Linked DNA regions of Mus musculus: all the other regions are linked to region 2. Evidence: chromatin loops called from intact Hi-C (ENCODE). Cell type or tissue: left cerebral cortex. All regions are shown on one strand.

Region 1 (8,000 bases), 190 kb before region 2:
TAGATCCCAGCTCTTCACAATTGCCATGTGACCTTCAGCAAGGTCTCTCTTCTTTCTGAGTTTCTGTCTTGTCATTGTAAATTGAGAGCAAGGTATTATCTATTTTGTGTGTGTGAGGACTGTATGGGTTCATATATGTGAAGTATGATAGGCTATATCACATATATAATAATTGTTGACATGTACTTGTTCTTCTCTGACTAGGTACATCATGTTACATATATTAAAACAAGGAAAAAGGTAATATTTCTTCAAAAAGCAAGGCCAGAAGTTCAACTGTAATTGTAGAGACTATATACATACATACACATATACATATATATACATATGTATATATATGTGTGTGTATACATATACATATACATATACATATACATATACATATACATATACATATACATATACATATACATATACATATACATATACATATACATATACATATACATATACATATACATATTCTATTCGGGATGCCCAAGCTGAGCCTTTTGGATTGATCTGACAGTATCCCAGAAACTTGGTTAAAATGTTCCAGTGTGCTTCCTGCCCTTCTAAGACTTCTCAGCTTCCTCCCCAGCTTTTCAAGTGCCTCACTGGTATAGCAACTTGTTGGGACCCATGTGTTTGAACACTGGGTCTTCAGCTGCTCTATTTGGAAAGGTTATAGATCCTTTAGAACAGTGGTTTTCAGCCTTCCTAATGTTAGAGCCCTTTAACACAGTTCCTCATGTTGTGATGACCCCCCAACCATAAAATTATTTTATTGCTACTTCATAACTATAATTCTGCTGCTGTTATGAATCCTAATGTAAATATTTGATATGCACAATAGTTGATATGTGACCCTTTGTGGGAGTCATGATCCACAGGTTGAGAACTGCTATAGAAGGTAGAGCCTCCTATGGGTTTGCCATCCCCTTCAGTTCCTTTAATCCTTATCCTAACCCTTCCATAAGGGTCCTCATTCTGTATCCAATGCTTGGCTGTGACTATCTGCATCTGTCAACAGTGTTAGCTAAAGTGGACCCCTGGGGACTCCAGAGACTGAGCTGCCAACTAAAGAGCATACATAGGCTAGTCTGAGGCCCCTGGTAAATATGTAACAGAGGGCTGCCTTGTCTGGTCTTAGTGGGAGAGGATGTGCCTAATCCTGTAGAGACTTGATGCTCAAGGGTATGGAGATACAGAGGAGGTACCCTCTCAGAGGTGAAAGGGAGGGGTTGGGGGAAGAATTCTGTGATGGGGTACCAAGATTGGGGGTGCAATGTTTGAAATGAAAATAAATAAAATAATTAATAACAAGGAAGAAGAAGAAGAAGAAGAAGAAGAAGAAGAAGAAGAAGAAGAAGAAGAAGAAGAAGAAGAAGAAGAAGAAGAAGAAGAAGAAGAAGAAGGAAGAAGAAGGAAGAAGAAGGAAGAAGAAGAAGAAGAAGAAGAAGAAGAAGAAGAAGAAGAAGAAGAAGAAGAAGAAGAAGAAGAAGAAGAGGAGGAGGAGGAGAAGGAGGAGGAGGAAGAGGGTAAAGCCTTATTTAGAGGAGTGGGTCACTACAGGTAGTCCATGTAGTTTGAAGCCCACTCTCTGCTGCCTGACTACAGAAACATTGTGACTATTCTCCTCACAGTCCTGCCTCCATTCTCAGGGCTAACTTTGAGATGAATCCCGGATTGCAGGACCATGTTCTAACAAGGAGGGGCCCAACCCTGCTGACACTGCTCCTCACAGGTCCCTCTTTAAGGAAGGATAAGAAAAGATGTACTTAGTGACTATGAATGCAACTGTCTGCTGTGTGTAGATGGATTTCAGCTCGCCTGGGAAGATGCTAAAGCTACAGGGATAATGAAGGAGAAATGTCTCAGTCTAAACTCATAGTTGATGGAATTTAATGAAATGATGCTTTTGTAGTATTAGCACTTAGTAGGTAGTCAATAATTAATACCTTCCCGGAAACGCTGGAGAACTTGATAATGAATAATTAAATTCTTTCAAGCTCACTGAGTCATTTATCATTTGCAGATAAAATTTGGTGTTTGGATTAATTGATTCTTGCCATGTATTTTGCCAAAAGCCGAAGCTTGATTATACAGAAAGTTTTATCAAATAAATGTGGAGCTATAGAGGTTGCTATTTATAAAGTTTCCCACCAGAGGGCAGGATGCAAAAGCTGATGGCTGCTCAGCCCTGGAGGTCGGGCCATTTACCTTGCACAGTTGTCTCATTTTGTATGTTTTAGAGAGGAAAATCAGCAGCTTTCTTCATGGTGACAGTCGTCCCATCCATCGTCAGCGTCCATTTTAATATAACCCAAACTCTATCCTTCATGTTTAGGGTTTGGCTGACTCTGAAATCCACAAGTAATTTTACCAAAATGACATCTCACACCTGCTTGTTAAAACAGGCTTTTAAAAGAGCCACCTCTTCCTCTTCGCCTCAGCAGGCAAAGCAATGAGAACCTTAAAACGATTTTGAGATCTGAATTTGGAATAACACATGACGATGTCTCTAAGCACATTCAAAATCAGCTCTGACTCTGAGCAGGTTTGGGGACATAAAAGTATATTCTAGATTTACCAGGTTGTGTTGCGCTCTGAATCTAGTCTGTATGCAAATCCTTGGAATGCTGAGAGAATGTAACACTCTTCTATATTCCAAACAAAATACATTACCCTCAAAATTTAAATATCTGTTCTTCAAATCTGAAGTCTGGGGGCACCGGACCGATTTCCTATCACTTTCTACAAATGTGTGTTGGCTTAAGTTAGGGACAGGATTTCTAATACTCTGCCATTTACATCTGCAGAAGGAAAATTGCTAACATAACTCTCCATCCTTGGGTAAAATCATTACCCACCTCCTCAAAATAAATTGTGTGTAAAACATTTATCTCTAGTATGTTTTCTTGATTCTGATTTAGTGGACTTATACAATGAAGTGACCACTGTACAAAAATCATTAAATCTAAATGAAAGGGAGGGCAAATTCTAAAGCATTATACAGTCAAACCTTAGTCTAAAAGCTACTTTTCTCAATAAACTTCTTTACAAGCTCGTGGTTTTTTGAAGCTGTCTTATTAGAGAAAAAAGATTAAACTATAAATCAAAATAGAAGACTCAAATAGTATTTGATGTCAAAAAATCGGAATTTATAAAAGGGTATTTCTTTTCTAGATAAGAATATTTTTAGCCTATAACGTATCACGAGCAGTGTTCTATCCAGGTTTTGTATAACTAAGCTAAGAACATTGTTTCGATGGAGGAGAACATATCCCAACAGATGTTTCTGATTTGAGAGAGGTTGTACAACTTAAGACTTCTCACCATAAGAACTCTGCAAACTCACTTCAGGGCACTTTTCTTAGTGTGGAATTTATTCTCATAGAGTCAAAGAACTCACCATAGTCAGGGTGAAAAATACACAAAACTGAGGTCAGAGCCCTTCTGGCTTTTTCTGGAGAATAACCTTTTCATTTCAACACAAACAATCAAGAGTTTCTTGAAATTTAGCTGCCTTAAGCACACAATCAACTGGGGGAAAAAAATCAAGTTATGGAGAAAATCAGCTAAGTATCCAAAGGCCTCTCTCTTTCTCAGTCCAGTAAAAGAAAATTGGAATCAAAAAAACTTACCCAAGAGTCTGTTTTAGGAAAAAAAAAAAAAGCTAGAGCTACAAAGGCAACTCTATGGCTAAATGTTTGCTGCTCTCACAAAGGACCAGGGTTCAACTCCCAGTACCTACACTATGGCTCATGGCTGAATAGAACACCAGTTCTAGGGGATCCAGTGCCCTCTTCTGGTCTCCGTGGCTACAAGGCATGCAAGTGGTGCACAGACATACACATAGGGAAAATACTATTACACAAAATAAAATAATTTTAAAAATTATTTTGAAAAATACCATTTTTAAAAAATATATATATTTTAGGTGCTTTTTGATGATGTTTGATGAAGTTAAAATTTATCTTGAGAAATTAATTATCAGATCTCTTAACAATTATTCAGCTTAAAACCAAAAGCTATTTTCTAAACTATTATCTAAAAAATGTTTCTGTATTTTTTTTCTTCTTGAATGACCTCACAAAGAGGAGCGTTGAGTCAACCCTCTTGTGCCCTTTTCAAGCTCTGAGAGGGAGGATTAACTAGTTAATTCAGCTAATATTATCTATAAATTATTGCACTAATTTATCTATAAACTATTGCTGAATAGAGGGCGTTTGGCTAGGGGGTGTTTTTGAGGGTTTTGTTATGTTACAAAGCTGATCTTAAACTCACTATGTAGCCCAGATGGCCTTAAACTCGTAGTGATTCTCCTGCCTCCGATTCACACATTTATATGACTATAGGTTTAGGTCTATAGTTAACATTTTTGTATTAAGTAAAATGATCCAATTTTTGTCAGACTTAACAGACAAAGGAGTATTCTTTCCAAGTCCTCATGAATATTCCTTGATGCTGGTGTTCAGTTTTACAGCGAGTCTGTCTCCTCTGTGTATGAGAGCTCTCATCTCACCCACCAGGCAGATGACACTGAGCCAAGAGCCAGTCTCCTTCCAGTATGATCCTAACACATCCTCTTCCAGTATGATTCTAACATGGCTTTGACAAGTTACATCGCATACATGGCCATAATTACATCGCATGAAGAATATTAACACTATTCAAAAATTCTTCAACATGTTTAAATAACTATGAGCAACTCAACGTTAGACTATGTCTCTTTAATTTTATGGAAATTTAAAACAAAAATAATGTTTCAATTCTTCCAGAATATAGGAAATTTTCAACGTGGAAAGAATGGAATCAAAGCATATGTTTTGGAAGGATAGTGTGTTAGCTAAGCATATTTCTTGTAACTGATTCTACTGGAAGCCTAGAGGGAGGAAGAGGGACGTGGGTGGAAATTATTTGGCAACCTTAGAAGCAGATACTTTAAAAGTAGTTGTATTTTCCTAATATGATAGATGGAAAAATAGTTAAATTTAGAAGGAATAGGAGAAAAACATTTGGGTGAGTTGTATTTTTTCCAACAGGAATATCAATTTCTCGCTCCCTACAAATTCAATGGAAAGAGCCAAGCTAAACTACAGGTCAGTGGAAGCAGCAGATCATCTGAGTCTAAGAAGAACTTAGAGACACAGCTCCTGAAACATGTAGTGTGGGCTGTAATTGAGCAAGTTCATGCTAGCCAACCTGCATGCTCTGTGTATGTATTTCCTCTAGGGGACCTAAACTCGGTTTTTGAAATATTTGAGAACACGGTGCCATTACTGGTGCTAGACATTTAGTAACATGAAGTTTTACCTCCAGGCTCTGAACAACTTTATCATTTATAGACAGACATCTTTGAGGAGAAATTTAAATCATAGCTTGCATGATAAGCAAATGAAAAGAATAGGTTAAAATCTCATTGAGGTTGAAAGAGCTGGGTGAATAAAGCTGTACATGGGTGCATATACTGCATATGTGACATGGGTGCATATACTACATGTGTGATTATGTTATTTATCACATGTCTCATATGTCTCAATTTGTGGTGGTGGTGGTGTTGTTTCGATTGACTGATTTGAAGAACAAATCAGAGTGGGGTAGACCCTTAACCACTTTTGAAAAACATTTTCAGAGATCCAGAAATCTGAGCAAATAGTTATCCTCCGACAAATATTCACATTTGGGGAAGTAATCGAGCCTCGGTGTTTGTATCAGTATGGTAGATGGATGCTGCTGCGACAGTCTCCTTATCACTATAAAATGAAAACATAATGAACTACATAGAAACACTGTGGGCAGGAGGTTATGAAAACAGTACCTTTTACCGCATTTCTAACCTTTAATGGAATTGCCTTTCCTTAGACACAGAGAACTGAGAAGTGAAATTACTCCCTAAAGCCTGAACCATGCACAGTAAATACTCACACTCTTCCAAATGAGTTTCTCCGTACATTCCTCTCTCCTAGGATAATGTTTCCCCTCTTTCTGCACTCCTAATTCCTCTCCACTGGGATAAGGGAGTAATTGTATTTAGCTCTGTGCAGTGCAGTGTGAAATAATCAGGTCATTGGTTTCTGTGGAGGCCTTAAATCTGCAGCCTACAATGGCTACTGTTTTGTTGCAAATTAACAGCAACATCTTCACAATCATGTAAGCAATTTATCTTGTTGTGGAGGAAGCCAGAGGTTTGCCTAGGAAGAAGAGTGTTTGGTGATGGAATGCTAAGTTATAAGAAATCAATAGGAACAAGTAAGCTTGGAAGGAGAACTGGCAGCGAGACTCAGAAGCAATACCAACAGGAGGTGTAGAAGGAAGGGACTGTTGTCATGTTATATGGCACAAAAAAAATGTAATTAAGATATGACCTGTAAAAACATGGCCTGAATCACAGTTAATGAAAGGTCAGCAATATAATAGGATAAGTCTCAGGCATCTCTTGCCTCTGACAGTTTGGATAGTTAAGAAGAAGCAAAAGCCTCAAGAGAGCTAATACCCATTCCTTATTAACATAGAGGAACTAAAGTTAGGTGTGGGCTATGGTGCAAGCATTGTACTCATAAGAGACATTCTAAGAGACCGAGAAGAGGACCATTACAGATGTGAGGCTAATCAGATCAAGACTTTCCCAGCAGCCTTAGAGCCCCACTTCTAGTGCTCATCTCAGAAGGCCAAGTGCCAAGATACAGAAGAAGTAGGAAAAGACCATTAGACAACTGTTTTGGCTACAACAAGCCTAATGTCTTTGGGGAGTTTATGAACCTAAAAGGGGGCCAATGTTCAACCAGGACATGACAGGAGGTGCCATGGAAAATATCTGTTACAGTCTATTACCACTGGGATCATATAAAATACTTATAATGTGGAAATTCTATTCTAAATTAACAGACTTTTTTTCAGATTTATAGAAGAGTAGAGCAAGAAGTATTCTAAGTATGATCACATGCCCTTAGTCTAGTCTCACTTCTTGTGCTGTCTGGTCCACTTGTTATAGCTTCTAACCTGACACTGATACATTATTGCTGACTGAAGCTCATAGTTGATATTAGGATCTGCTTTATAGACTCTATGTGGTTATTCCTTCTTGAGATTCCTAAAGTTTCTATTATAATTTAACAAAATGTTTGTTACAAGTCTATACAACGAATTAGAAGATTTCTCAAAATACGTTTTAAGTTCCTTGCTATTATAACAAAAATTAGAAAACTGGTTTGATACAGCAAATTTGGGACATTTTATTGAAGTCAATACATGCAGTTTTATTTTAATGGACATCTGGAAGGATCAGGCAAGTTGATCCTTCCCTACTAAAGACAGTGATTGGCACACATGACATGCTTAATGCTGCAAGCAACAGTTATTGCTGTACTTCGTAACTCTTTTTTGTTTGTTTGGATTTTGTTTTGTTTTTTGAGACAAGGTCTCAAGTGGCCATGCTGGCCTTTGACTCCATGTGTAACTGAAGATGACCTTGAGCTCCTGGTCTTCCACTCTTCATAAGTTCTAGATTACAGGCTACCACACCCAGCTCTATACTTAATATCTCTTTATGTTACAGAATTTTCTTGGGAGAAAATAAATGACATGGTATCCTTAGTATACCAACAAAACCAAATTGATTAATAGTTTCACAAAGTACCAGAACTTGCAAAGAGAACAAAATCATCCTTACATTTTAAAGGCAGAATATGCAACCAAAAAGCAAAGGGTCTAAGAATCATTTGGAAACACAGGCCTGAGATACCTGTCACATAGCAATGACCTCCAAGAGGGCACTTGCTCATCAACGCTGAGCAATGACATCAGTTGTCATTATTCTGTTGATCACGTGGGGTGCCCATGGAAAATGAGCTTTCTACCTGCCTCTCATGCAGTGAGGATTAGCAGGCAAGAGTGAAATAGGCCAGTAAAACCTCTCAGAGCTGTAGTTAAGATTGACTCCTAGTCCTTTTATTGGGACCATTTTAATTTAATGACATCGGAATGTAATTGCTAAATCAGGTTGAGCACTTCCCACA
Region 2 (8,000 bases):
CTCCGGGGCGCCTGTGTAGCCCGACAGTCACCCCAGAGTAGCCGTTACTGAAGGTCTCCGGTGGCGGAGCTGGCGAGCTCCGCCCTCCCGGGCGCGCCCTCCACCCACCCTCTCCACCGCCTCCCCGCGAGCTCGCGCTGACGCTTCCCGGGGGCGCGCTCGCCCCGCCCCCGGCCCCGCCCCTCGCTCTCGGGCGTGCCCGCGCGTGGGGGCCCCGCCGCATCCTCTCCTCCCCTCCTCGCACCGTAGCTTCTCGAGTGTGAGGCGTCCGGGACTCCTCACTCGCCCCCGCGCGCGCTGCTCGCCCGGGACCCAGCAAGGCGCAGCTCAAGCGTCCCGGGCGGGAGTGCGCGTGCGCGCGACCGCGGCTCCCGCGCTCCCTCCTCCCCCCCCCCCTCCCCGCGCCTCTATAACTTGGCGGGCAAGGAGGCGGCGCCCGCGGAGTCGGAGGGCGGGGAGCTCGGAGGAGGGCACCGGGAGTTGTGGAGACAGCCGATCGGGAAGTCGCCGCGCTCGGCCGGCGCAGCCCGTCCTCGGGTTCCTTCGCTGCCGCCCTCCGTCTGCGCCGCGGGCCTCGGCGCCGTGGGGCGGCCCGGCGGGGTGCGCTCGCCCGCCCCGGCCCCGGCCGCTGCCGCGCGCGGGCGGGATGTGGCGCCTGGTGCCCCTGAAGCTGGGCCGCCTGTCCCGTGCACTGAAGCTGGCGGCGCTCGGCAGCCTGTTGGTGCTGATGCTGCTGCACTCGCCGTCGCTGCTCGCCTCCTGGCAGCGCAACGAGCTCGCCGACCGGCGCTTCCTGCAGCTCAATAAGTGCCCGGCGTGCTTCGGCACGAGCTGGTGCCGCCGTTTCCTCAACGGCCAGGTGGGCTTCGAGACGTGGGGCCGCCTGCGCCTGCTGGACTTCCTCAACGTGAAGAACGTGTACTTCGCGCAGTACGGCGAGCCCCGCGAGGGCGGCCGCCGGCGCGTGGTGCTCAAGCGCCTGGGTTCGCAGCGCGAGCTGGCGCAGCTCGACCAGAGCATCTGCAAGCGGGCCACCGGCCGGCCGCGCTGCGACCTGCTCCAGGCCATGCCCCGCACCGAGTTCGCGCGTCTCAACGGCGACGTGCGGCTGCTCACGCCGGAGGCGGTGGAGGGTTGGTCGGACCTGGTGCACTGCCCCTCGCAGCGCCTGCTGGACCGCCTGGTGCGCCGCTACGCGGAGACCAAGGACTCGGGCAGTTTCCTGCTGCGTAACCTCAAGGACTCCGAGCGCATGCAGCTGCTGCTCACCCTGGCCTTCAACCCCGAGCCGCTGGTGCTACAGGTAGGCGCGGGCGCGGGGCTCTTCGACGCCAGAGGGAGTGCGTCCCCAACTCTCCCAAAATGCCTCTTCGCGAGTTTCCTTCCGCCCTCCCGCTCGTCCCAGTCTGGATGCCAGTGTCAGTGCGATAGCGAGCCCTTGTACCTCTTTCCGAGGACTTGGGCACCCTGGGCACACGTCCTTTGCTGTCCCGCCTGGCTAGCCTAACTTCCCCGAGTCTGTCTTTGTTTTATTTCTTAGATCATCTCCCTGTTAGTCAATCAGCTAGTTCTGGGACCAGGTGGGAAAGATGAGATCAGAGAGTGGGGTGGTGGTAAAGTGAAGGGAGCTAATTCGTGACTCGTGCTTTGCGTGGAATTAGAAGCTAGGAAATGGGGGAAAGAGTTAGATTTGGGCTGGGAAGGCTAAAGGCCAAGACGGACTTTTGCATCCTGATGCTGTGGCCTGCCCTAGTCATATGGTAATCCGGTTAAGGAAGGAATTAAAGTGTTTTTTTTTTTTTTTTTTAGGTTGGAGCTAGGATCTAAGGAAAAGGGTTTTGGCCTCTAGCCCAACTGACTTATTTGCTTTTTCTTGACTTCATTTCGAAAATAAACGTGCCTTTTAGGAGGATAGAATGGAATCGTTTTACTGGTGGCGGCAAGAAGAAAATAGATAAGAGAAAGGAATCCGGTTTATTTTTGGAGTAATTTGTTTCAAACACCCCCCCCCCCCCCGCTAAAGTGCTGTGCCCTTGGGCAGCGATTGTCCAGTAGGTGTGTGATCTCTCTTGGCTGCAAGAAAAGTTACCAGTTCTAAACGTCAAGTGCTAGGGAAAGTGAGTTTAAATTAACCACAAGTAATTGATTGTATAGTTCACGCCCTTTCTCCGCTAAGAATGTCACTAATGGCTAGAGGGTTTGGACCTTGTTTCTGTTGTTGATTAAAGTATGAATAGGAATGTACTCTATTGGTGGCTTTTTTTTTCTTTCAAGTTTTCTGCGTCTTAGTCAAGAGAAATCAGCCTTGATTAGTTCAGCCAAGCATCCTTAACACGAGTATTTGATCAGCTGAAGTTCTAATGTGAGCCTTAATAAAATTTCAAGTTGCTGTTAAGATATATGTGATAGGTTAATTTTAAAGTTCAGATGGTTTAATAAGTACTGTTTTATCTCTGATCAGTGTAAATTCAGTTAAGCTTACTTTGCAGGATTATTCTATTCATTAGTTTAGATTAGCGAGTCTCTAAGTATGACCCCCCCCACCCACTCCCACAAGCCCCCACCTCTCCAAGCTGTATTTATGTTAGCAGGTACTGACAGCACTTAGTAGTGTAATTGACTGTAGTCGATAGTCAAAAATCTCTGAGGTCCCAAAATTTAGCACTGAACTTAAGGTATATACAGTTTTTGCATTTTAAATACTGAGTGCCTATTGAGCGATTTTTATAGGGTTGATTCTAGGTATGGATGCATTAGGAACAACTAATATTAAGATTAAACATTGTGTTTTCTTCTTTAAAAACATAGGCATCTGAACTTGAGAAACTGGTAATTTCCACACCACAAAGCTGTCTCTTACCGGGAGTTTTTATGTCTTCACACTCCTGGCGTTTTCAGCCTGTTGTGCAGTTGAGATAGTCAAATGTGTTGTGACTTTACATTTTTCTCACTTTATTTGAAGCCTAATGCCTAAATTTTTCTGAGTGGATGATTGCGTAGAGTACAGGATAAATGTGAGAAAATGTCTACTAGATTGAGGCATTCATAAATTGCATCAGTAGTTTAGTCAGCCCAGCTCCCAGGGGTAGTCCTGATGCTTCATTATGCTACATACTTGTTAAAGACACACTTTGGAGTTTTTACTACCAGTGGAACAGTGCCTTTTTTTTTTTTTTTTTTTTCCTTAACCCGAGGAGGTGGAGCTTAACCTAAAATTCTCCTGAGTAGATGCTTCCCTTACAAAAACACTTGATCTTTGGTAGTGATTTTGAAAGTATGTGTGGTGTGATTGTGAATCAGTAAGTTAAAAGTATATCCAGATTTGTAATCAAGAATACTGTTTTTGTATGGTAAATCAGATCATCATGTATGTTACTTGTTAGCTATGCAAACTGTACATTTAGTGGTACAGTTTCTATAAAGCCTGCTGTCCTGGTACTAATAGAAAAGCCACTCACAGTTGCTTCTTTACTTTTTTGCTTCATATTGTTTTAAAGTGTTTTTAAGGAGCCAGTGCTTCACAACTTAAAGCTGAACTCACCTTTCACTTTTTTCCAGGAGAGGGAGCCACCTAATGAATTTTTGGATGCTGGATGATGACAAACTAGATTTATAAATTTTCTATTGTCTAAAATTTTAGGGGAAAAAAAAAACCCTGTGGATTTCCATTATCAAATTGTTCTTCACAAAAGTAACAGAGTAATGATGCTTTTAAGTAATTAATTACTTTTTAAAAATCCCCTTTTGTTTAAGGTACTAGTGAAACAGATGAAAATGTAGATCAGTTTAATTCATTAACTGTTAGATGTTAAGAAACAGTAAAACATGAAATATCTGTTATGGCCTGAACAGGGAAGTGGAAGGTGCTGTCTGTTACACATGCATACACACGTGTGTTAAACTGCAGTTGTGCTGTCAGTGTTGCAGTGTGAAACTGAGAGTGCAGCCCCTCCTGTTGTTTAATGGTCTTAACAGTTATGGAGCGTGTCTGTGTCTGGCTTCTAGGAAAAGTTGTTCTGCAGTGGACAAGACAGTTCTCAGAACCTTTATCATGTCAGAAACCTTTTTCCTTTACATTTTTACTCATCAAGAGGTGTATCCCTCATGCCTAGCCGGCCCTCATCCTGTGGAAGGAGGAGTACCCAGAGTGGGGTTTGTTGGTTTTTGTGTGTGTGATAACAATCTTAGGTCATTAAAAATGGAAGGTAGACATTGGAAGGTAACTTCTCTGCTGGTGTTTGTGCTTGCTACCTGTTCTTGAACAGGTCAGGATGGGGAGTGTCTGGAGATTCTGAAAGTCAGCCACTATCTGTGACTGACCAAGGAGCACTGGCAAGAAAACCCTTGGTTGTTTTAGGGGGAAGAGCCAAGAATATGTTTAGCTGTATTATATATTGGTTGAACTATATTTGCCTTCCATTTTCTGAATCATAGATTTAATAGGACTTAATTTTTATAGTATGCAATTATCATTGTTTGCTGTGGCTTTTAAGCTTTCCTTTTACTTGTAAAAGGCAAAATATTATATACAGGGCATTTGTGTGGGGTTTGCATGACCAGCAGAGAGTAAATGCTAGTGTAGGGATAGAGGGTGACTGTAATCACCTGGTATATTCCGGAAACACACAGAGTGTGGCTGCTGACAGGCTGAACTGAACCACAGCTCTGCTGATCTCATCCGCTCTGACAGCCACTGGAAGGTCGTAGAGAGCACAGAGTAGAGCTTTCTCTTAGCAGCAGCCTGAGTTCAGGACGGTGTACCTCTTGGTGCCTTGCTAAAAAGAACTTTTTGAACTAGACAAAGAGGATTATGACCATTGAGAGAAAGGTTGGGATAACATTTTTTTGTTGTTGTTTAATGAAATAACTATTTTCTCCTAAATAGGTCTATTGAATCAGTTCCTTTGATTCTGCCCTATTGGGGGGACTCTCAAATTCTTGATTTGAGAAATCTGTTTTTCCTTGTTGGTGTTTGTTTTCTAAGTTTAGCTTTAACTAATGGATTTAATTAATCTCTTCTAAAAGAGAACTAGACTGGGGTGCTAGGTCTCTGCTGGGGTGTGAATTTGAGGCCAGATCAAACAATCTTTCAAGCTTTTCTAATATCTAAATTTTACACATGTGTACTCAGATTTCAAAACAAAAGTCCTGTTAAGGAAGAGAAAAATAAGGGGCCAAGCGTCTTGTTTAGCATTAGTTTCAGAATGGATGTTTTCACCTTGGAAGTTTTAGGCAGTGGGCTGTGGCTCCTTCCTTTTTTCCCTCTGGCAGCTGATTTAATAACTGCATTCCTGTGTTTAGGCTCAAAACACACTAGAGGTTGTTGCTTTGGTTTTGTTTTTGTTTTGTTGTTTTTTTTTTTGTTTGTTTTGTTTGTTTTTTTTTTTTTTTTTTGGTGCTCAGCATTCGTCTTCCTGCTTCAGCCTCCAGTGCTAGGGCTGCAGCTGTGCATTCCATACCCTGCAGTGCCGAGGAGAGCACTTTGTAATCTTAAAATCATATGTTTTGTGTGTGTGTGTGTGTTTGCATTTGAGGTTTCATGGACATGTTTGACACTTGACTAAACCTCATAAAAATACAAATGGACATAACAAAAAACATTTTGTATATCTCAGGTCCAAAATTAAAGGGACATTTTATTTATTTATTTATTTATTTATTTATTTGGGAAAACCAGTGAAACAGACACCCTTAAGGAAGCATGCCTCCATATTTGTACTGCATGGGGTGGTGGGGGTAGTTAGTTATTCTGCCTTACAATTGGTCCTTACACTTGTTGCTGGAAATAGTGATCTTTTTGTCTTTGTTGCTGGTTATTCTGTTTCCTGTGGGCTGGGCTTTAGTGGCTAGTTAGTTATCCAGAAGATTGTAAGATTGGTTTTTGTTCAATTTTTTTTTTTTTTTTAAACCTTGTGGCTGCTCTGGCCTACTACTGTCATTGATTGCTACTGAGTTCCACAGATTTCTGACTTTGATTCCTGGACCTTCCATTCAACTATATAGAAAACTAATAATAGCCTTGAGGATGTAAAGACTTACATTTCTTATATGTGCAGTGAATGTTGAACCATTGTGAAGTGAGTCTAAGCCGGGGGTAATTATCCATCCTCATTATAAAGCTTGGAAAGTTTTGGTTTGGGCTGTGAACTGTTGATCTTTCTGCCTCACTTCTCAAGTCCCAGGGCTACAGGCATGTGCCACCAAGCCTAGCCTCTGGGAAGTTTTAAAAATTATATATTAAAATCATCCAATTCACAAGTTGCAAAGAAGAAGTTATCTATGAAATACTAAAGAGCTTATTATTAGACTTGCAGTCAAAATAAATGAATTTTGTTTGTTCATTTGGCAAATTGTCTTGTAAGGCATTTGAACTAAAATATTGGAGAGACTACCTTGGGCCACAGGAAACAGGACACGCATGCCTATACACACACACACACACACACACACACACACACACAGATCCACACAGCAGTTACACACGTTAGATGTCTCTTTTGAGGGTTGGGGAGAGCAAAGGGGATTGAGTACTGAAGGGGTGAGATTTTGCTGGGTGGAGGTATAAAGGTGGGGTCTTTCCTCAGATTGGGCCCATTTATATTCTGTAATAACATGAAGTTATTCAGTGACATGTAGGCAAATCACTCAAATGTTTCAGCACTCAGGTTCAATGAATGGAATGAGGATGTTAGTGCTTTAAAGATGAAAGGAGATGGAACACACTCAAGTATTATGTATAAAGCACCCGTGTTTATAAACAAGAAATCTTTACAAATATTCTTTGTAAGCTTTTTAGTTCTCAGATAGCTACAGTGGTTGCAAGACTCTTTGCCTTTAGTGTGTTATGCTGATATATATGTCAGAATACATAGGTTTTACCATGACAGATAGTCATTTTTATTGGATATTTTCTTTATTTACATTTCAAATGTTATCCCCTTTCCTGGTTTCCCCTCCAAAAAGCACCCTCCCCCTACTTCCTCCCCCCTCCCAATCCACCCACTCCTGCCCACTCCTGCTTCCTGGCCCTGGCATTCCCCCACAGGGAGGCATAGAGTCTTCATAGGACAAAGGGCCTCTCCTCCCATTGATGCCTGACAAGGCCATCCTCTGCTGCATATGCAGCTGGAGCCATGAGTCCCACCATGTGTGCTCTTTGGTTGGTGGTTTAGTCCCAGGGAGCTCTGGGGGGCTGGTGTGATAACTGGTTAGTTCATATTGTTGTTCTTCCTATGGGGCTGCAAACCCCTTCAGCTCCCTAGGTCTTTTCTCTAGCTCCTTCATTGGGGACCCTATGCTTAGTTCAGTGGATGGCTGTGAGCATCCACCTCTGTATTTGTCAGGCACTGGCAGAGCCTCTCAGGAGACAGCTATATCAGGCTCCTGTCAGCAAGCACTTGTTGGCATCCACAACAGTGTCTGGGTTTGGTGATTGTAAATGGGATGGAACCCTAGGTGAGTCAGTCTCTAGATGGTCATTCCCTCAGTCTCTACTCCACACTTTGCATGACAGATATTCATATGCCACCTCCTTTACACACACACACACACACACACACACACAGAGACACATGTACACACACATGCACACATCCTACATATCTACATAGCTGTTACTTCAGGTTTTAGTTTACTGGGGGTAATCATTTAAAGGGGGTTAGACATTTGTCCCATATGAAGTAAATGAAGTAGAATAAGTACTATAAATACAAAAAAAATACTTATTTTTCTTGGTAAATCATTAGTTATAATTTTATTCAGTACATTGGCATTGCTGAACGATGTAAAATAGAGGAGACATCAGAGTTACGATGCCATTGCTGAATGCTGCCAGCCACTGTTGTATCCACCTTTGGGTTCCATCAGAGGTGACTCACGTTCAAGACACAGTTTGCATAGCTTCAGCTTTAAGATTAGGTGGCACACAGAACAAGCTAAGTTTGAGTTTTAACAGTCAATGAAGAGGACAAGGAAGCTCTCTGGTGGTAAAAAAAATCAGG
Region 3 (8,000 bases), 79 kb before region 2:
TTCCTGTTTACCCTATTAGGCCAGATGCCCCAGGTTGACTTGCCCTTCCTATCCTCCCAGTCCCTGACAGAGTTCAATTCTCCTGTGTATTTCTGTCCACAGGTCAACAGGCAGTTCTCACACTTGTCCGTCATTAACATTCCAGTTCTTTGCTGCCTCCAAAGTTGAAGAAACTAGTTTCCAATACAAACAGTGAACACTGGCTACCCTACGTCATTCAGACGTAGGTAGGATGTGATGCTATGCAACAGTCAGGTAATGGGGCTTCCAGCCTTTTAATGCAGTGTCTGGGGAAAGTCTTAGGCTGGCCTCAAAGAGGACTATAACTGGATAGAGTTTTGTAGCATTTTCTGCTGACTATGTGCACAATGTATAAATTGTTGGGTAACATCTTTTATGAAAGCAGAAATGATAATGCTTCCTGCAGCACCCCCCTCCCCCACTGCCCACATTAGGCAGTTCTCACTCAAACATTGGGGGATCCCCATGGCATCTGGTCTCTCCCCAATCTGGAGGTCCAGTACAGCTACGTAGGTTTTTATGATGTAAGAGAAAACCATTCTATTTACTGTCACAACTTTTCTGACCAGTCAGAGTGAAGGGTCTTGTGTTTAAAAACTCAGTTTAGTCAGTCAGTTTCCTTGCAAATGCGAGTGAAGGGTACTGGAGAATGGACAAGTCTGTTTGTACGCAGACGCTGTAAGATCTAATGGCAGGTCTGTCTATCGCTCACAAATGCCCAGATAAATGGTGGGAAAGCTAATTATCTTGACATGATGGTTCTATGCTGTGTGTGTCAAAAGATCATGCTTTAATCCCAGCACTCGGGAGGCAGAGGCAGGCGGATTTCTGAGTTCGAGGCCAGCCTGGTCTAAAGAGTGAGTTCCAGGACAGCCAGGGCTACACAGAGAAACCAAAAAACAAACAAACAAACAACCCCCCCCCCAAAAAAAAACAACAAAAATAAGCAAAAAAAAAAAAACCATGGATATGTAGAACTATGCTTTCAAGTTTGTATTAGATGTATGCATGTGCCTGTGTGCCTGTGTGTGCCCGTGTGCCCGTGTGCCCGTGTGCCCGTGTGCCCGTGTGTGTGTGTGTGTGTGTGTGTGTGTGTGTGTTTTGGAGGGGGATGTGTGCACATGAGTTCAGGAACCCTCAGAGGCCCAAGACATTGAATTCCCTTGAAGCTGGAGTTCCAGGCAGCTGTGAGCCACCTGTCATGGGTGCTGAGAACTGAGCTCAGGTCCTATACAAGAGCAGTAGGGCTCTTAACTGCTGAGCCATTTCTCCAGCCTTGGAGTTCTTATATATTAATTAAAAAACAAAACAAGAAAAACAAACAAACATGCCCAGATCTCTCACATCATGGGGCCTAGATTGCAGCATAGAAAGGGAAAAGGAAAGGTCTTCAGTGCATCAGGAGTCTCTGCTTTCCTTGGATGAGTCACATCTCGGAGGTGACTCTGTTGCCCAGCTGAGTACCTCTGACCATGTCGAAGGAACAGACCTCTAATTCCTTAGCTCAATCTACCTCCAACCCAGTGCCTCTTGGACGCTGTGATAATCTCTGTAAACATCACGACTCCGCCTGAAATGAAGACCACCTATTGTGTATAGAAGCTCAGCTCAGTTTGGTTCTGTGGGGCCCAGCTTCACCATGATGGAACTGTACTAACCTTCACCTTTGCAAAAACAGTTGGTGCACTGATACAGTTTTTATAAAATCAATTCAATCTGGCTGGTACCTGAGACAGCAGGGTATCTACATTGCCAATAATTGCTTTTTCTGAGTCATTAGGGTTCAGTCTTAAAGGCCCTGACCACACATTTATCAACTATTTAACGTCCAATTGATGGAAATTAAGTCCCAGGCTAAGCAGTACTATGTATATTACTGAGAGGAGAATTAACATAGACTTTTCAGCCTGGAGAAGGTGGAAGGTAAACAACAAGGCCTCCTAAAAGTACAAACTGATGGTTATAAAAGAGATATAATGTCAAAAAGAGCATGGTGCTTTCTTTTCATTTGGGGTTGGATGTGCAGGATTAGAAAAAGAGACCAAAAAGAAGGAGTTACAACTGTTGTCAGGATCAAGTGATGTGTATTCCTGTGGAAATAGACAAACACCCTCAACAGCTGTGAAGATCGGGGCAACAGAAAGTAAAAAAACGGTTACCACGAGAGGGAACTAGAAAGCCAAGAAGTATTTAGAATATGAGGAAGGGCCTTCCGTGCTATTTTTGGAATTTCAGCCTCAAATGCACCAACAACGGACATGGAATATTTTCATGCTAGATATGGCAATCCTTAGATAAGTGCAGTTGTCCAGTGGAAAGTTTTGGCAGCCATCACTGGTCACCCCGGCATACTCCGGAAGCTAGGAAGAAAGAACGCACAGCATGTCACGAAGTGAGGACAGGGTGAGGGGTGGAGATAGGGTGGATAATGAGTACCCGAGTACAGAAGGGAGAGAGAATTCTAGTGTCCTATTGCGTAGTGGGGTAAATGTAGGACAGCTTTAAAGTAGCTAGAAAAGGGGGCTTTGGATGACGACAGCACAGAGAAATAATAAGTGTTCAAAGTGATAGAAATATGATTATGCCTGTCATTGTAGCTTGAATGCATGCATCAAAATATCACATATATATCTCTCATACATGTAGATTTGTTATATTTCAATAAAATATAAGCAAGCAAATGAAGAAATCGCAAGTATATAAAACCAGAACCAGTCATTAGTAGAACCTAGTGATTTAAGTGTGGTCCAAGTGAAGGAGGAAGGAATGTGAACATGTAGCATTCTGGGTAAGGGAAAAGAGGACTTTTTTTTTTTTTTTAAATAGCATTTTACTTGGGAAACAGAAAGTGCAGGGATAGAGGCAAGTCAAATTACATTCCAATATGCTGTGCATGCCTTCTGCCTAAGGAATCCGTGGCAAACACTTTACCAAAGCTGGAGAGCCCGAGCAGGATCTGGTCTAGCATCACTTCCCACTGCATGCTGGGTAACATACTCTATATCTATCACTAACTCTAGTAAGGTCTCTCGGGTCAGTGTTTTGGTAAGGAGCTCTTTATTCCAGGGCCTGACTGCCTGGAAACTCAGCTCTCATAATGTATAACTCCAAATTCCAACAGCATCCCTCAGAGGATCCTAGTAAGGTCAGTTGTAGGATACAGACCATTAGAATTCATCTGATCTCACCATGGCAAATGTGGCTAAGTGACACTAGTCCACAATGGAGTCCATAGCCACCTCCAGGGGCATACTCCCACACAGTGCTGAAGAATAGCCAAGCTTGACAACAGTGCTTAGGAAATGAGGGGAGGGGCTGTGGCATCCCACCAGAGAAATAGTAGCTCGGGCTGGGACGTTAAAGTCAGATCCTTCTGTTTTGTTTCTCAAGCGGGGAGATCAAAAAGGAAATAAAAACCAAAACCTGAAATCTCTAAGTCCTGCCTTGTTAAAGATGTGTGTGTTTGTGTGTGTGTGTGTGTGTGTGTGTGTGTGTGTGTGTGTGAAGTTAAATATTTTCTATCATGGGACAAAAAAAAATGTTCAGACTTAAAACCTGCAGAGTCATGGCTATCTCTTTTATCCTACAGTCTCCGGGGGTTGATTTAGACTTTCTCAACTACAGAGATAAAAATGTTCCAGCAGGGGTCTCTCTCTGCACATGGTACCAAGCATGCCTGACATCTGCATTCTCTCCATCTCTCTTATCCTCAGTGCCATGTAAATGGATGCCTGAGTAAAAGACGTCAACCTTCTTCTCTTATAGAATTAGAAAGCCACAGGAAAGATAGAGTGCAACATCACACTCACGATCCAGCTGATAAGCATGTTTGTTCAGTGTGTGCTACTCATCTAGTAAAATGCTTAGAATCCACACTTTTCCGTCTTTACACAGTGAGTTTAACACCTGTCTTGACTTCTAAACACGATTCTTTAATTTCCTTTGTTTACTTCCTTTATTTACCTGGGATACTGGATATTCTGGCAGATGGGTATGTATTTCATTAACTATTATTATTATTATCATTATCATTATTATTATGAGACAGAGTCTTACTATAAAGATCAAGCTGACCTTGAACTGTAGATTGTCTTGTCTCTACCTACAAGTGCTAGGACAATAGGCATGAAGCAATATGCCTGGATATTTTTTATTTTATGTTATACTATTTTATTTTATTTTATTTCATCTTGAGATAGGGTCTAATGTAGCTCAATATGGCCATTTAGGTGAGGATGACCCTAACTCCCAATTCTCCTTCATAAATACTGGGATTACTGGAATGTATCACCACGCCCAGCTTCTTTCATAGACTTTAATATGTGTTTTCCAACTGCTTCAGCTACTTTTCTATTGCTGTGATCCAACACCATGACAAATGCAACTTTAAAAAGAAAGTATTTAATTTGGCTTAAGGTTTCGGAGAATTAGAGTCTATGGCAGTGGAACAAAGGAACAACTGAGAGCTACTGTCTTGAATGACAACAATAACAAGGATGGGGTAGATCATGCGTTCTGGTACCGGTGGGAGTCCTTTTGATATCTCAAAGTCCCCAGTGACATACTTTCTCCAACCACGTCACACCTCATAATCCTTCCCAAGCAGCCCCGCCAACCTTGGACCACATATTCCAATATATGAGCCTATAAAATATAGGCAATATAGCCTATAAAATATAGGGCCATTCTTATTCAAACCACCACCTAGCCAACTAATGCTTAGTGTGTGTGTGTGTGTGTGTGTGTGTGTGTGTGAGCATTAAACAGGCAGAGTTGGAACCTTGGTGTACTATCCAACAGAAGCCTTGCCTTGTTTGAAGTGAAGGTTAGGCATCAAGAACCTTTGCACTGGTTTTTGTTTATGAGCTTGAAGAAAGAGGAGTAGTGATTGATGGGTGTTCACGCTCCTGAGAGGGATCCTGAAGGGGGATGGATGACCTATAATTCTGGTGGTCACAGTGGGCAGAACCTCGGGGCTAAAACCATGTTTGCCTTCCTCTTTATTCTTGCTGTCAACTGGTTTACTCAACCTCTAAAGACCAAAGATCAAGGTCATCTCTAGCTATGTAGTAAGTATAAGGTCATCCCCTTAGAATGCTATCAACTAAAATGTACTGCCCAGGTGAAACAGACATCACTTACAAATTAAACGATGTTTGTACTGGCTAGTTTTGTGTCAACTTGACACAGCTGGAGTTATCACAGAGAAAGGAGCTTCAGTTGAGGAAATGTCTCCATGAGATCCAGCTGTAAGGCATTTTCTCAGTTAAAGGGGAAAGGCCCCTTGTGGGTGGGACCACCTCTGGGCTGGTAGTCTTGGGTTCTATAAGAGAGCAGGCTGAGCAAGCCAGGGAAGGCAAGCCAGTAAAGAACATCCCTCCATGGCCTCTGCATCAGCTCCTGCTTTCTGACCTGCTTGAGTTCCAGTCCTGACTTCTTTTGGTGATGAACAGCAGTATGGAAGTGTAAGCCGAATAAACCCTTTCCTCCTCAACTTGCTTCTTGGTCATGATGTTTGTGCAGGAATAGAAACCCTGACTAAGACAATGTTAAAGTTGGAAAGCGGACTGACTGACTCTATTGCCTCCCTTTGGATCCCTTTCCTCCTAGCCAGACTGCCTTCTCTGGCCTCGGTGGGAGAAGAAGTGCTTAGTCCTATTGTGACTTCATGAGCCAGGAAGGATTGGTACCCATGGGGACTTTTCCTTCACAAAGGAGAAGTGGAGTTGTGGTAATGGTGAGAAGGAGGTGTGAAGGTGTAGAACTGGGAGGAAAGGAGGGAGATAGGGTTGCAATAGTGATGTAAAGTTAATAATTAATAAATTAGTAAATTAAGGGGAAAAGAAATAAAAAAACAAATGTTCTGTTAAAATTCCTAAAACCATACTTCTGCAAGTACCCGGACTGCTGGTTTGATTTCTGTACTTTCATCTCAAGCTTTTGTTATTCTTTTGCTTTGCTTCTTTATGATATCCACCATTATGTATCTCCTTTTCTGCTTCCATTTTTCAGTCTTTATTCTGTTATGTTTGAAGCATCATTTAATTCTAGAAAACAATTAAACATCTTACTGGCCCCTTTTGATTTCATATATATATCATATATATGTATTCCATATATATATGATTATATATATATATATATAGTCCCTTCACTAAAAGTTAATATTGGGCCATAAAAACTTCAATCCTGATTGATAATAGAACACAGAAAATATTAAGTGAAAATGCTTTATTCCAAGTGACATTGCCACTTACTCTTTAAGAGTATTAAAGAATTACCTTAATTCCCTCATGGTGGAAAAAAAGGCCATTAAGCTTCTGTAATGAAGGAAATATATATTTATAATGGAGCAAATGGCACTGTGCCTTTGTCTGAAGCAATCTCGATGTCCAATAAAGAAAAGCCATATTCAAATGTGGTGCCTCTGAACACCAGATATTATAAGAATTCCTAGTCAGCAGGATGTCTTGCCAAAAGCACTCCACAAATTGATTTAGGCTGTCTCACTAAATTGTGGCTCATTCAAAATCTTCCTCCAGTATGAAAATCAGCACCTGGTCAATTCCAGTCCAGACCTTGGCATCCAGTCATGTCTCCCCCGGGGTTCTGCATTGCATGCAGAGCATGCGCACTGCTTCTGGGAGCATGCCCACTGCTGGGGCTCATGTGCTCCCTCCTGCCTCCCGCTTTCCTGTGTGAGCCATAGCTTCACCCTCTGTTTGGTTACTGTTTTCTTTCTCCATTGCTTGTTCAGTTTCTATATAATCATTCCTTTTTGCTCTGACCCTTTATTTCTGCCTCCACCTATTTTTTCCCTGGGTAACCCTCTTTGATACCAATTGACAGTCTAAGTTTGTTTTTTTTTTTTTTTTTTACTTTCCAGAGGTTTCTGTTGCCATAGTGATGTTTCATGATTATCATGCCCATGACAACTTCCCGTGGCACTCTGGTTGCTATAACAATACCAATCAGTAGAGAAATCTGTGGGAACTTGTGACAAAGATGCTAGTTCACACCTCTGTGAGAGGCAGTTTGCTGGGAGACGCTTCATATTTAATAGTTGTTCATAGCACACACACACACACAAAAGAGAGTGCACAAATAAGGGCAACTCATTTTTCCTGGATTAAAACATTATGATACTAAGGCTTGTGTTTCACATCTTGAAAAGAATTCCTCCCTTTGTCTAGGCTTTTGTCTGGTCTTTCTTCCTACTTAAAAATCTTTGATAGAAATATAATCTATAATTTAAGAAAGAGAGCTGTTATAGGTATAACTCATCTCCAAATTTATATATCAAAATCCCAAACCGAAACATGACTGGCTGCTTCTGGAAATAATGTTTTTGAAGTGTAGTTACAGTGAATGAGCTTGTGAGTGTGAGGCCCTAATCTTATAGGATTAGTGTCCTTATAAGAGGGCATAGCAAGAAGAGGGGGAGCAACGGGAGCAGAGATCAAGGGAGGGTTCTGAAAGGAGGGGACAATTTAAAGTACATTATACACATCTGTTAAAACTGCAGAGCAAAACTTATTATTTTGTATAATTAATCTATATGCCAATAAAAACATTTTAAGATGACAGAGCAAGAAGGTAAGTCAGGAGGAAGAATGCTTTCACCAGGAATCGCACCATTTGGCACCTTAATCATATACTTCCGTTCCTCCAGAGCTGCAAGAAAATTAACTTGCCTCATTTAAGCCGCTTGGACTGTGGTGTTTGTTATAATAGCACAAGGCGATTACCATAAATCTCAATACTACTTAACATTCATAACTTCTGCTAGATCCTTTTGATTTTAAAGATGTAAATTTCTAGAGATATAGCCAAATAAAAACCACAGTATTACACTTGTACGTTGTTTGTCTCTGAATGCTAGATAGACCAGGAGGGACAGTGTGATACCACATATTACATGGTGTGAGTTGTTGTTACAGCTTGCTTAGTCTAGAGAGACTATTAAGTAATACCTTTAG

What was found. A loop is a pair of places that touch in the nucleus more often than their neighbours do. Peaks named below come from ENCODE experiments on the same cell type or tissue, not always from the same donor. Only the 100,000 strongest peaks of a DNase experiment are listed, where the experiment ranks them.
Region 1: it touches region 2 in a loop (3.0-fold over the local background); 2 of 42 quality-filtered maps call a loop at or near these places.
Region 3: it touches region 2 in a loop (2.4-fold over the local background); 13 of 42 quality-filtered maps call a loop at or near these places.

The regions. Positions count from the first base shown.
Region 1 is chr9:94,721,827-94,729,826 of GRCm38, reverse strand. All of the region lies in intron 4 of Slc9a9 (solute carrier family 9 (sodium/hydrogen exchanger), member 9), which reads right to left. Among named protein-coding and RNA genes, the nearest start is that of Mir7656, 26 kb to the left of the region's middle. In left cerebral cortex, a CTCF peak has its summit at 2,139 (motif pointing right); DNase peaks (open chromatin) are centred at 2,205, 4,509 and 4,865.
Region 2 is chr9:94,530,522-94,538,521 of GRCm38, reverse strand. Dipk2a (divergent protein kinase domain 2A) reads left to right here and starts at 441. Exons shown (of 3, transcript NM_001033145.2): 1 at 441-1,303. The coding sequence starts at 647. In left cerebral cortex, CTCF peaks have their summits at 31, 1,295 and 3,564 (motif pointing right); DNase peaks (open chromatin) are centred at 1,292, 2,987, 3,527, 4,659 and 3 more places; H3K4me3 peaks cover 5,140 bases; H3K27ac peaks cover 2,731 bases.
Region 3 is chr9:94,609,754-94,617,753 of GRCm38, reverse strand. No RefSeq gene overlaps it. Among named protein-coding and RNA genes, the nearest start is that of Gm39404, 29 kb to the right of the region's middle. In left cerebral cortex, a CTCF peak has its summit at 3,667; DNase peaks (open chromatin) are centred at 3,680, 6,645 and 6,950.